3 separate regions of the Homo sapiens genome follow, and all the other regions are linked to region 1. Evidence: chromatin contacts called from ENCODE Hi-C or POLR2A ChIA-PET data. All regions are on one chromosome and are shown on one strand. Each heading gives the region's core, a stretch centred on a gene start or an enhancer-like site at or near the end of the contact. The rest is flanking DNA. Distances are from core to core; before and after follow the strand shown.

Evidence for each region. A loop is a pair of places that touch in the nucleus more often than their neighbours do. ChIA-PET counts read pairs that join two places held with the same protein, here RNA polymerase II (POLR2A). Pooled maps may share reads with other maps.
Region 2: a loop to region 1 is called in a pooled map, with 5 times the contacts of the local background. The contact joins the promoter of ATG14 here to the promoter of ACTR10 in region 1. A Hi-C loop is called at or near these places in 2 of 50 pooled maps. POLR2A ChIA-PET finds 5 or more read pairs at or near these places in 2 of 52 experiments (OCI-LY7 and activated T-cell).
Region 3: a loop to region 1 is called in a pooled map, with 9 times the contacts of the local background. The contact joins the promoter of PELI2 here to the promoter of ACTR10 in region 1. A Hi-C loop is called at or near these places in 5 of 50 pooled maps.

What each region holds. Positions count from the first base shown.
Region 1 is chr14:58,198,396-58,202,246 of GRCh38, forward strand. It overlaps ACTR10 (actin related protein 10), which reads left to right and starts at 1,754. Exons shown (of 13, transcript NM_018477.3): 1 at 1,754-1,899. The coding sequence starts at 1,823. RefSeq lists enhancers at 1,197-1,326, 1,947-2,136 and a silencer at 1,397-1,786.
Region 2 is chr14:55,409,694-55,413,544 of GRCh38, forward strand. ATG14 (autophagy related 14) reads right to left here and starts at 2,137. Exons shown (of 10, transcript NM_014924.5): 1 at 1,909-2,137. The coding sequence starts at 2,129. It also overlaps a transcript of FBXO34 not described here and the pseudogene RPL21P6. RefSeq lists a silencer at 2,127-2,426.
Region 3 is chr14:56,116,326-56,120,176 of GRCh38, forward strand. It overlaps PELI2 (pellino E3 ubiquitin protein ligase family member 2), which reads left to right and starts at 2,086. Exons shown (of 6, transcript NM_021255.3): 1 at 2,086-2,412. The coding sequence starts at 2,336. RefSeq lists an enhancer at 1,474-1,713 and silencers at 1,844-1,903, 1,944-2,203, 2,494-2,563.

The sequences.
Region 1 (3,851 bases), core at 504-3,003:
CATAGAATAGGTAATAACAAACTTCATCATTTCAATAGTTTCAGAAACATAATTTCAAATTGATCCTTACAAATACCTTGTGAAGCAGCAGAACAGTTTACAGATAAGGAAGTGGACGATCAGAGGTATTAGGGACTTGACAGAAAGTGGCAGAAACAGAATCTGAACTCAAGTAAGGGGTCCTATTCAAATAATCTGACTCTATTAAGCAAAAAATTTAATCTCTTCCCACGTTTCTTAAAGTTTTCTTCCCCGTCACAACTCCAACTTCATTCTCCTGTCTCCAGGAATTTGCTTTCAAGGAGGATCATTGATCAGTAATTTGGACTTAAACATGAATTTTACTAATATCACATTCCAAATTTCTGCATTGTTACAGCCTTAGTTTTTGTTATGGAAATAGCTTATCCCCAACTACCCCGCTAACTCTAGTTACCAACCATTAGAGTAGGGCCTTTTTTTTTTTTTTTTTTTTTTTTGAGAGACAGGCTCTCACTCTTGTTGTTGCCCAGGCTGGAGTGCAGCGGCACAATCCCGACTCACTGCCGCTTTAGACTTCTTGGGCTCAAGGGATCCTCCCGCTTCGGCCTCCCAAAGTGCTGGGATTACAGGTGTGATCCTGCGCTCGGACAGTTGGGACATCTTAATACAGTATAACCTCATCTTAACTTGATTACATCTGCCAAGACTCTATTTCCAAATAGGGTCACATTCTGAGGTTCCCAGTGGACAAGAATTTTGGGGGGGGGGGCATCATTCAACCCAGTACACCAGCTAAATGTTGCTAGTCCTCACCGATTTACCCTTGAACCTCTTTTCTTATTGCACAGCCTCTCCTTTGACAGTCTTTTCCACTCCTATGCATAGATACAGTTAGAGCTAATATTTGCAGGAAAAAAATATTTTCACAGAAAGCTGTGAAGTGACAAAGATGTAAACAGTAATGTAAATGTTAAAAGTAGTGGCAAAAACAGCAATTACTTTTGCACCAACCTAATAGGGGCCTTTGCTTCAATGTTTCTTCTATTAAACCATCCCGACCGCTCCTCTATGGACAGATTCAAGATTCACAGACGCTACTCTAGCTGCTTAATTCTGGAGTAAAATAAAAACTTTCAGAAAGACTACTAACTAAAGTATTGTCTGTACGTATTATTCTCTAAAGCATCATTAGCATAGGCTTTGCAATTAGGAAGTCTGTGGGTTTGTTCCTGGCTCTGCCGTGGGACATTGGGAAAGTTAATCTCTCTGAGCGTCGGTCCCCACAGATAAGAAAACACATATTCTTGTTATTTCTTGAGAAGATTAAATATTAGGCAAAACGCCTAGCACAGAATAGGGTCTCAGCATCTTCTGCCCCCCAAGAGCATGAATCAAAGGTTCGGAATTGCGTCGTCTCTCGGCTGCCCCTTGGCAGCCAGGTCCTCAGTGACCTCTTCACAGTGAGCTGAGACCGAACCTCTTCACAGCCGCGCGTGGGTGCGGCTTTGGGGCGTGGTGGGAGGGAAGGATAGGGAGGCCGGCTCCGCCCCCTCAGGGCGACCGGCGCGCCTGATCGCCGCGGCCTCCGCGCCCCCGCACTCGGATTCGCGCCCGCCAGCGCCTCTTTTCCCCTAGTCCTGGCGACGGCAGCACCTGCAAGGGTGGGTCCAACGCGGAATGAGGCACAGCCTGGGACAGCCCGGGCCCGGCGCGCCGCGGCCGCGCGAGGCCCCCGCCGTCGCCGACGCCCGAGCGCCGGAGCCCCGGCCCCGCCCCGCGAGCGCCGAGACTTGTTGGCCGCGGAGACTGCGACCCTCTTCTCTCAGTCTGCCTTACTACCATGCCGCTCTACGAGGGCCTGGGGAGCGGCGGGGAGAAGACGGCGGTCGTGATCGACCTGGGAGAGGCCTTTACCAAGTGAGTGGCCGTGACGCCAGCTGTGTTCGACCCGAGGGGAGGGCGGGTGGCAGAGCCCCAGGCACTGCCTGGGTCCTCATCGCCGACTCGCTGGGCAGCTCCGGGCCTCCCCTTTTCTTCAACCAGCGCCCTTGCAAATAACAGCTCTTATTATTTCCTCCCTGGGCGATGCGAATCCGAGGATCGGGGTCTGACTCCCAGAGAGGCCCAGAAAGCTTCTGTTGAATTGCCCTCGTCGCCGCCCCTTGTCATCACCCCAAACCCAACAAACCCTTTGGGATCATCTGTGTAGGGGATGACAACCGTGACCTAGACCCCGCTTACCCTGGGCTCCTCAGTTGAGGAAGGCAGCCAACCGAATGTAAATGCTCGATGACGAATTTCATCATAAAATATTGAACGGAGTTTATTTTGGTGCTGAAAATGGAAAGATGTTTAAGACAGGGCTATCGCTGCTCAAGAATTAGGGAGACTGGGCACATTAAGAGGTGAAACCCTATAGATAAGATTCTGGAAATCCTTTGTTGGCTCCCCTAAACTCGAAGGTTAGATTTGACATGTTTTAAACAAACCAACTTGTAAACAATAGAGAGGAGGTTCTCAACCTTTCGGATGGCATAGATCTCTTTAATGGCTGGATGAAAACCACAAATGCACAAATCTTAAGGTACTTATACACAGTTTCAGGGAATTGGCAGACAATCAATGTGGTCCTGGGACCCTAGATTAAGAGTCCTTGTGATGGGCTCAACAGAGAGGGAAGTAACAGGCAATTACATCATATATGTATTTATGAAAATGAAACATTTGAAAAATCTTTTTATATCTCTAGGCACTTCCTGACGTGTAGTAGGTATTTAATAACTATTTATTGACTAAGTGGTTAAAAGAGCCTATTTAAAAATTGGACCCCAGGAACTCCAGAATTGGATTAAACATAGTCCTTGGTTAATGACATTCTCTTATTGTTCTATGCGAGGCCCTTCCTTATTTATATTTTCTTATTAAAATTATTTTGAAAGCGTAATAAACAGTTCGAGGCTTCTAGTCAAAGATAATTATTTTGGCTGTACTTGGAAGAAATAAGCAAAAAGCTATATTTGAAAAAGACAGCAGGAGGATGATAAGATAAATGTATGAAGTAAAAAAAAGGAATTGAAGTCTAATGGCTTGCATTCTGAGATGTTTGAGGAGCACTGATGCAAGTAAACATGGAGACGGGAATAGGAGGAGATGGAGAGAATTATTTGGGAATACGAGGAGAGCAGTATCAAAAACTAGACAGGACAAGAAGACAGGATGTTAAGACTAAACTAGTATGATGATCATTTTTAGCAACGTTTTTAGCAAATTTTTGTTTTACTAACATGAAACAAAAATGGAAATACCTAAATACTCAAGAAAAGAGCATCGTTTTTAAAATAATGAAATATGTGGTTTTAAAAATAATACTGTAATTCCAGCAGTTTGGAAAGCTGAGGCGGGCTGACCACTTGAGCCCAGTAGTTCAAGACCAGCCTGGGCAACATGGGGAAACCCAGCTCTACACAAAATACAAAATTTAGCCGGCGGTAGTGTCGTGCCCGAAATCCTAGCACTTTGGGAGGCCAAGGGGGGAGGATCGCTTGAGCCTGGGAAGCGGAGGCTGCAGTGATCTGAGTTTGTGCCACTGCACTCCAGCCTGGGCGACAGAGCGAGACCCTGCCTCAAAAAAAAAAAAAAAAAAAGTGATAGCAATGAAGATTATGTTAATATGGGCAGAAGCTTACTGTATGAGTTAATTATGTATGAAGTGTGATTAAAACTATGTCAAATATATATGCATAATCATAAGAAGTAGACTGAAAGTGAATACACCAATATGGAAGCTAACAATATTAGAATGATGGAATTATGAGTGATACAGATGAATTATATGAATGAAGTCACATAATGTAGTACAGATTCAGAGT
Region 2 (3,851 bases), core at 887-3,386, 2.8 Mb before region 1:
GGCACAGCAGATTAGGTAAGGGAGAAAATAATAGGAGATTAAATCAGAGGAACAGATAATATAGAACTTTGGTTAAGGACTCCAGCTTTTACTTTGGGTAAAGTGAAAAACCACTGGAAGATTTGAACAGAAATGGAGGAGTAGCATAACTGTGGCTGCAATATGGAAATTGTACAAAAGGGGAGCAAGGACGGAAGCAGAGACATAAGAGGAAATAAGTTTATGTCTCTGGTAGATTGGACCAGGTGATGGTGAAAGGGTAAGATTTAAGATAAGTTTTGAAGAGTAGATGGGATTTGTTGTAAGATAAGTTTTGAAGAGTAGATGGGATTTGTTGATGGGACTAAACAGAGTTGGGTTAAGAGAGGAGTCAAGGAGAACTGAAAGGTTTTTTAGCCTGAACCAAAGGAACAATGAGATTGACATTTACTGGGTTGGGATGAGCATGGGAAAACAGATTTATGATGGAAAACAAGGAGTTCAGTTTGCCATATTAAAATGAAGATATCTATTACAAATCTAAAAATATTGATGTTGAATAAGCAGCTGTTTTCTGGACTTTAGAGAAGACTAGGTTGGAGATACAAGTCTGGCAGTCTTAAGCATATAGATGGTATTTAAATTATGTGAATAGACATAGTAAAACGTGTAGACAGACAAGAAGGTCCAGAACCAAATCCTCGATTCACTCCATCAGTTAGACATTTCCATCTCATACCCCGTATTCTTATAACTGGTTTAATTTTTAAAGCTATCACTTACTACATAAGCAGTTTCTAAAGTCATCAAGAGCACCAATAAGACACAGCAACAAAACTAAAAAAGAGTTTGTCATTCAAACCTCCTCAAAAGAGAAAGGAAAGAACTCCATCCACGATCACAGAAATACTAAGAACTCAAAACATTCCCAAATATAGAGGATATAAAGTCTAGTGGTTAAGTGCGGGTACATAGGTCCAAGCTGTCTGAATTTTAATTCTTGTACCAACACTTAACTATTTGTGTGACCTGGGGCAAAGCACTTACTGTGCAGCTTCCTAATAAGTTGGGGATAAGTCATTCGGTTGTTGCGAATGAATTAATACCTGAATTTTTGTGCTCAGAATGCTAGCTATCTTACTATCATTGACTATCATTGACACTAAATTGTTGAAACATAAGTTGAGAGTGGGAGATCCTGCAGCTAATCACACTAATTTTTCAATTTTCTTAACCAAGAACTTGTAGCTGTTTAGATTTCGAAATGAAACCAAAACATTTTCCTAAAGGCAATTCTCTTAACTAAAAGCATGCAGCTCCCAATCTGAATTTTAAAACAAGGCCAAAACACGTTCCCAAATTCCTAAGAATCTAAAATAATCTTTAGAGGCAGGGAGGGGAAAGGGGCGTTAACAGCAAGCCTCAATTCACACATTAGAGTAAGCATGTCTGATAACAAAGTCCATCTGTGACAGACTACCAGGCCCAAATCCCTCTAAAGCAGTTATTTGATTCTCTTCTACTCTCTCCTCTAGAGAATGAGTATAAATATGCTTTCGAAAATAGAAAGCCAAGCTTTTGAATGGGAGTACATACAGCAAAGAGCTGGGAATCTAACTTAATGGCAGCAACGGGAAAACTTCTCCAGAGAGTCACCACTTATTCCTTTTTTCCCCAGTGACCAAGAGCACCGTGGGGTCAAACTCCTCTTGGGTGGGTGATGGGGAAACGGCGACCTTCCCTCATCTGGCCCCTACGCTGTCCTCTGGTAGCAAAGCTCCGGTGCAGAGCAGCTAGCTACACTCCCTCTCTCTCGCTCCTCTCGCTGGTATCTGGTGCCCGGACGGGGAGCCCCAGGTTCCAGCCTTCGGCTGCCTGGCTGGAGGACACACAGCAGAAGAAACAATAGGGCCGTGGCGGCCGCCGTACCTCTCCCGGTCGCGGCCGTCGAAGTAGACGAAATCGCCGCTCTGAACGCATTTGGCGCAGGTCAGCCGCCGGCGGGTAGTGTTGCACAGCGGGCAGCGCTCCACAGCCACGTACAGCCCCTCCGCATCGTCCACGGAGTCCACCAGGTCCCGGGCGAGCGGCCGGGGCCCGCAGCCAGGAGCCTCCAGCGCCCGGGCTCCCTTCCCACTGGGAGACGCCATGATGGCCTGAGAGGAGAGCCAGTCACGTGGGATTTTGTTTTCAACCGGGTGCATTCTGGGCCAGGAGGAGGGGCCTGGGGAAGGGGGGCTGGGATGCCGGCGAGCCCCCGGACCCCTCCGCCGCCGCGTGTTCCTGTCCCGGGCACTGTTGTTTTTCCGGTCTGCTGAGGGGCAACAGGTCCCGAAGCAGGGGGAGAGTTATATTAGAGGGGCTAGTCGGCCAAACAAAATGTCATCTGCTGGCTCAGGCCAAGACTACGAGTTAAAGCCTCAAACTTGTGCAGAAAATTGTAATACCATACCCTAAGGATTCTGGGAAAACGGAATGGGAGCGGAATAAGGGAATTTAACTTGCTGTGGATGCTTTAAAATCTGGCTAAACTACAGCAAACAAAGTAGGGTGAAGGGGCTGGGTCTTGGAACTAGGTTGAATTTTGGCTCACTCACCTGCTTAATAGCTGTGTGACTTGGGGCAAGTTCCTTAATCTCTCTGCGCCTGTTCTCTCGTGTTAAATGGATAGAATTATAGTACCCATCTAATGCCGTGAGGATTAATATGGTTAATAGTATTATACTTTACCAATAGTGAAAACAACCAAAGTGAACGTGCAAAATCAGAATTGTATCCTTCTGAAAAGTTAATCACGTGGCTAACGTACCTTCCCTACCCTGGGCCATGCTCTAAGAGAATTTGAACTAGGTAGATGGTTAGGACTTCCCTTCAAGTTTCTTTTGGTGGATAGGGGATATATAAGGTGATGTGTTGGGAGGATCATATCAGAGTAATTAGTGTTTGAATATGCCTCTAAACTACAGAGAAAAGTGAGTTTATAGGTGAGATTAAATAGACCAGTGATTCTCAAGGATGATTTTACTAGGCTATCTACTGATAAACTGCCCTGAATTCTCTCTCTAGCCAGGATTCCTTTCTCAAGTTCCATACCCAAAGATCCAGAACTACTTACTAGGTATCAGGTGACATTCCAGGACACCACAAACTCAAAGTGTTGGAAACTGACTTCTGCCTCCCTACAAACCTGTTTTCTTACTTTGGTAAAGGACGTAATCACTGATGATTTACAGCCAAGAGCCATGATTCATATTAGCCCGTCCCTCCCTGTTAATCTCCACATCACCATCGAAAACTGGTGATTCTACAAGCTAATTAGGTCTTGAATCTGAGCCCTTTGCTCCTCCGTCTTCTTAATCTTACCCAGTCTTTTTAAATACAAATCACGTAGGATTACAAAAACAAGCAAAAGCAAAAATTCTCTATATTCAGAATACAGTTTACACTAAACTTGAATGGTTCCTGAAAGTTTAAGATTTATTTTTAAGTGAGAAGTCTTTCTCTCTGATCATTTCAAACAAAAGGATTATTTTTTAAGGTCTCGGGCTTATGTTTCATTTGTATTCAGACAGGATCCTTCACAGTGCTTAATACCTAATGATCAGGATCAACTGTTCAATATTTTAAAAGGCAAAAAATACACATTAATTCCTATCGTGCTAGATGATATCACAGATAGTATCTAGCTTATGCAGTTATTTGAAACTCCTATATGTTGCTATATATTTTCAGAGAACGCATATTAATGTATTACTTAACAGCAGAGCACTGAGGTTTTTGGATACAAAATGTAGTTTAAATATTTCTTTAAGGGGAGGGGGCGGCGCCACACTTCTCAATGAAGAGAAACATTTGTACAGTTCAGAATTTTT
Region 3 (3,851 bases), core at 836-3,335, 2.1 Mb before region 1:
TCCATTGACACAAAAACTCATTCACAACAACACTTCCTGTAAGTCAGTCTGATAAAGACAGACCTGATTAAGTACTATAAACATTCTCAAAGACATGTTGGGAGAGTAGAGAGACATGTCCCTCTGGAAGTCAGGGGTGCCACAGGCAGATAGCTAGACGGGGGGGCCTTGGAAGATTGGGATATCCTATGGGAAACTCTCAGCCTAGTGCTGGGAACTTAGTAGGAGGTTAATACATATTTCTTTCTATCTTCCTAAGAGCAGATGCGAAGCACAGCAAGGAGGAAATGCAGCCAGAACAGTATAATGCAATGCAACGCACACAGGCACAGCAGGCCAAGAGAGAAGGAAGGAGGTAATGGTAGCCTAGAGAGCAGAAGCAGCAACAGAGGAGGCCTAGAGAAGCTAGGGTGACAGAGGCAGGCATCATCGTAATCGTGACGGCGCAACTGCAGAATGATTCTGACAGATCTTTGATAGTCATACAATCTATGTGGTAAGTAGATGCACAGAGTACATGAAGACAACATTAATCCAGCAGAAATTTGAAAGAAATTTACATCAACACTGGGGAGGAGACATGATTTATCCCTTTAGTGAAGGAGTGCTGGTTAAAACTGTAACAGATTTTTTATTACATATAAAAAATATAGAGAATACGTAATATATGCAGAATAACTAATATTCATTTGAAATACAGAATTTCTATAGTTAGCTGAAATAAGTTAACTGTTTAATAAAGTTTATTTTTGGCTTACCAGTGGTGTGGCTTTAGTTACTTTGGAATAATTTATTTCTAAAACCTCAATTAAAAAAATCAGTTCCTAACTGAAGTAAAATTATCAGAAACATCATGTCACTACCGTAATAACCTGTCAGAGAATGTTACACAAGGGGTGCAGCACAGCGGAATGGAAGGTTACAGATGCAATTATTATTTTTTCTAGCCCTTTGCTTCGGGTCATAGCCAACCAGTCACTATACACAGGGTAGCTTCTGCAGTATTTATTTCTTTAAATATTTAACAGTGTTGAGAGGCAATGACTCGCAATAATATGTAGAGTTTCTAGCACATTATGAGTGCTTAATAAATGTTAGAACAATAAAATCCTGTATGATGAAAAACAGCAGTCAGTAAAACTATACAGTCTACGATATTTTAAAGCCATAGCAATAACTAGTTTAAAAAGAATAGAAAGCAAACAGTGCATTGATTAAATCACGGTCATAAAGGAACATTTACGTTCACTAAAAAGTCCACCCAGGTAATTTCCCCTTGTATGTATTAGGGGATGGAAAGAAGGCACAGGAAAAGTGGATAAAGTATGGATTAAAAAACAACTCTTCCCCCATCCCCCCGCCACCCCCCAAAAGCCAGGTGGAGCTCTATTGACCACAAGCCGGGGTAGCTACATCCAGTGCAACGGTGGGGTGCTCCAAGCGCCTTCGAAACGTCCTCTACGCCAGCACCAACTGGCAAAACCTTCTAATTTTCTAGACGCCTTTCTGCTTGGTTTTGGAAGGGGAGGCACCCAAGTGGGTGTGTGCGACACCTCTAGTTGTAAGCCGGGACACAGTGACGTCGAGAGAGCGCTATTCTACTCGGAGAGGAAGTTAATCCCATCGAACTCCAGCCAGGAAAACGTGGGCTTGGGAACCGCGGCCGCTCGTTTCCAGGATCTCCCGCGGGCCTTCGCGGCTGAAGAACCAGGCGGCGAGGGCTGAGGACCCCGCGCTCTAAGTTTGGGGAAGGAAGTGAGGAAAAAAAACAGAGCTGCTCCTTTAAGAACTTCCTTTCCCTTTTACTCTATGTTTACATAACACAGGGGCCGAGCCTCCGCCGGGCCGAGGGGGGCGGGGAGTGGGCGCGGACGGCCCCACGCGCCGGGGGAGGGGGCGCCCCGCGGGCCGGGGGCGGGCGCCTGGCTCTGCGTGGGGCGGGGCGGCTCCCACCTGCCCGCGCGCTGGCCCCCGCCTCCCCCGCGCGGCCCCAGCCTCTCGTGCGCCCGCTCCCTCCTCCTTCCCTCCCTCCCGCGGGGCTTCGGCGGCGGCGCTCAGCGCAGGCAGGTCCCCCTGCTGCCGGGTCCCATTTGTTGCCGGCTCTGACTCGGGGCGGCCGCGGCGCGCGGAGCTCCGGGGAGTCAGGCGGAGCAGCCGCGCAGCCACGACGGAGCAGCAGCGGGACTGGCCGCCCCGCGCCCCCTTCGCCGCCGTGCCCTTCCCCGGCGCGCTCACCCCGTTCTCGGGATGGGATTGTAGCGGCGGCGCGGACTCGGCGGGGATCGCGGCGGAGGCGGCGGCGTCGGCGGCGGCGTCGGCGGCCGAGCGGGGCTCCATGTTTTCCCCTGGCCAGGAGGAACACTGCGCCCCCAATAAGGAGCCAGTGAAATACGGGGAGCTGGTGGTGCTCGGGTGAGTCCTGGGGTCCCTGGTCCCGGGCAGCGGCGCGGGCGGGGAGCGCCCGCATCCTGGAGCGGGGCTGGCGGGGTGGCTCGGTGCTCTTTGGGGACCGCCGGGGCGCTCGGGGCGGCAGGAGAGGCTCTCAGGGCCCGGACGGCGGCGCGGGGGCGGGATGCGCCCCATCGGCGCGCGCTCGGGGTGCTGCGGCGGACGCCGGGCTGCGCTGTCCGCGCGGAGGACGCGGCGGAGGAAGTGGCCAGAACTCGGGCGACCCAGCGGGGGCAGCGCCGGGCACCGGGTCCGCGGCCGTATCGTGGGGGCGGGGGCAGGGGCTCCACTTCCCGCGCGCCGCGTCCGGGCCGGGGAGGGCGGGCAGGGACTCCATGTGAGGCGCCGCGGTCGCGGGCGCTTCGCGGGGTCGCTTCCCGAAGCTGAGAGGCCGGCCGGCGCGGAGCCCCGTCTTCCCACCTCCCTCGCGGACCGTGGTACCCGCGCCCCCGAACTCCGAGCGCGGCGCCGTGAGCTTGGGCCGCCGCGGGCTGTGGGATCCCCGGCTGCGCTTTGCAAATTGTTCCGATGACCGCCGCGGGCCGCCGCAGCCCGAGAGCAGTGAACTGTGTGTGACCCGGGCCGGCCGGCCCTCCGCTTCTCCCCGCTTGGAGTGCTCTGGAGGGGAGGGACAGGATGCGGCTGCTCGGGGCCTGGCACCGGGGCGCGGGCCGTATCCCCCCGGTCCCGGCCTCGCTGATGCCCTCCCGGCTGCGGGGAGCTCGCCAGCCTCGCCCGCCTCGGCTCCCTCTCTGCTGGTGAAAGCCGCATCTTGAAGATAGTAATTATGTACAATCGTTAAACGGCAGCAATTAGAGACTTCATCTACTTCCTGAGTTTCCTTGTGACATTTCTATTGTTTACCCTTAATAAGCCAGGAGAGAGGCTTTGCGGGCTTAAAACTGGATATAGTGGGCAGTGAAAGGGGAGGGGGAAGGGGGAAGTGCAGGAAACTGGGGGGAAGGAACAACTTGGGTTTAGTGTTGAAGAAAGGATTATTTTTTCCTTTGGATGTGTCGCTCTGGGAACCCGCGCTTTTGTCCTTCTGCGTTGAAAGACCTGTATTCAGAACATCCTCGGCGCTGATAGGTAGGCTTAGCACACATATGAGGAGTCATGGCTGTGGGAAGACTCAGGGAACTTTGCAAAACGTGTTTTGATAAGTGAGTGCCTTGAAGTAAGTGCTGACTTAAAAATAATTTAAAGAGAGGAGTTTTTGAGGGAAGCTTCCAGACACCGCACAACTCAAAGCTTCCCAGTCTTCCTGACTTTGTTGCTAGTGCATTAAGTGGGGGTGGTATTGGAAATCTCATTACCTATTTTGAAGCTGTTTGCAGATAAGTGTTTTTCTCACCTACATCTTAATTGCACTTCAAAGACAAATATCAGGGTTCACAGGAAGG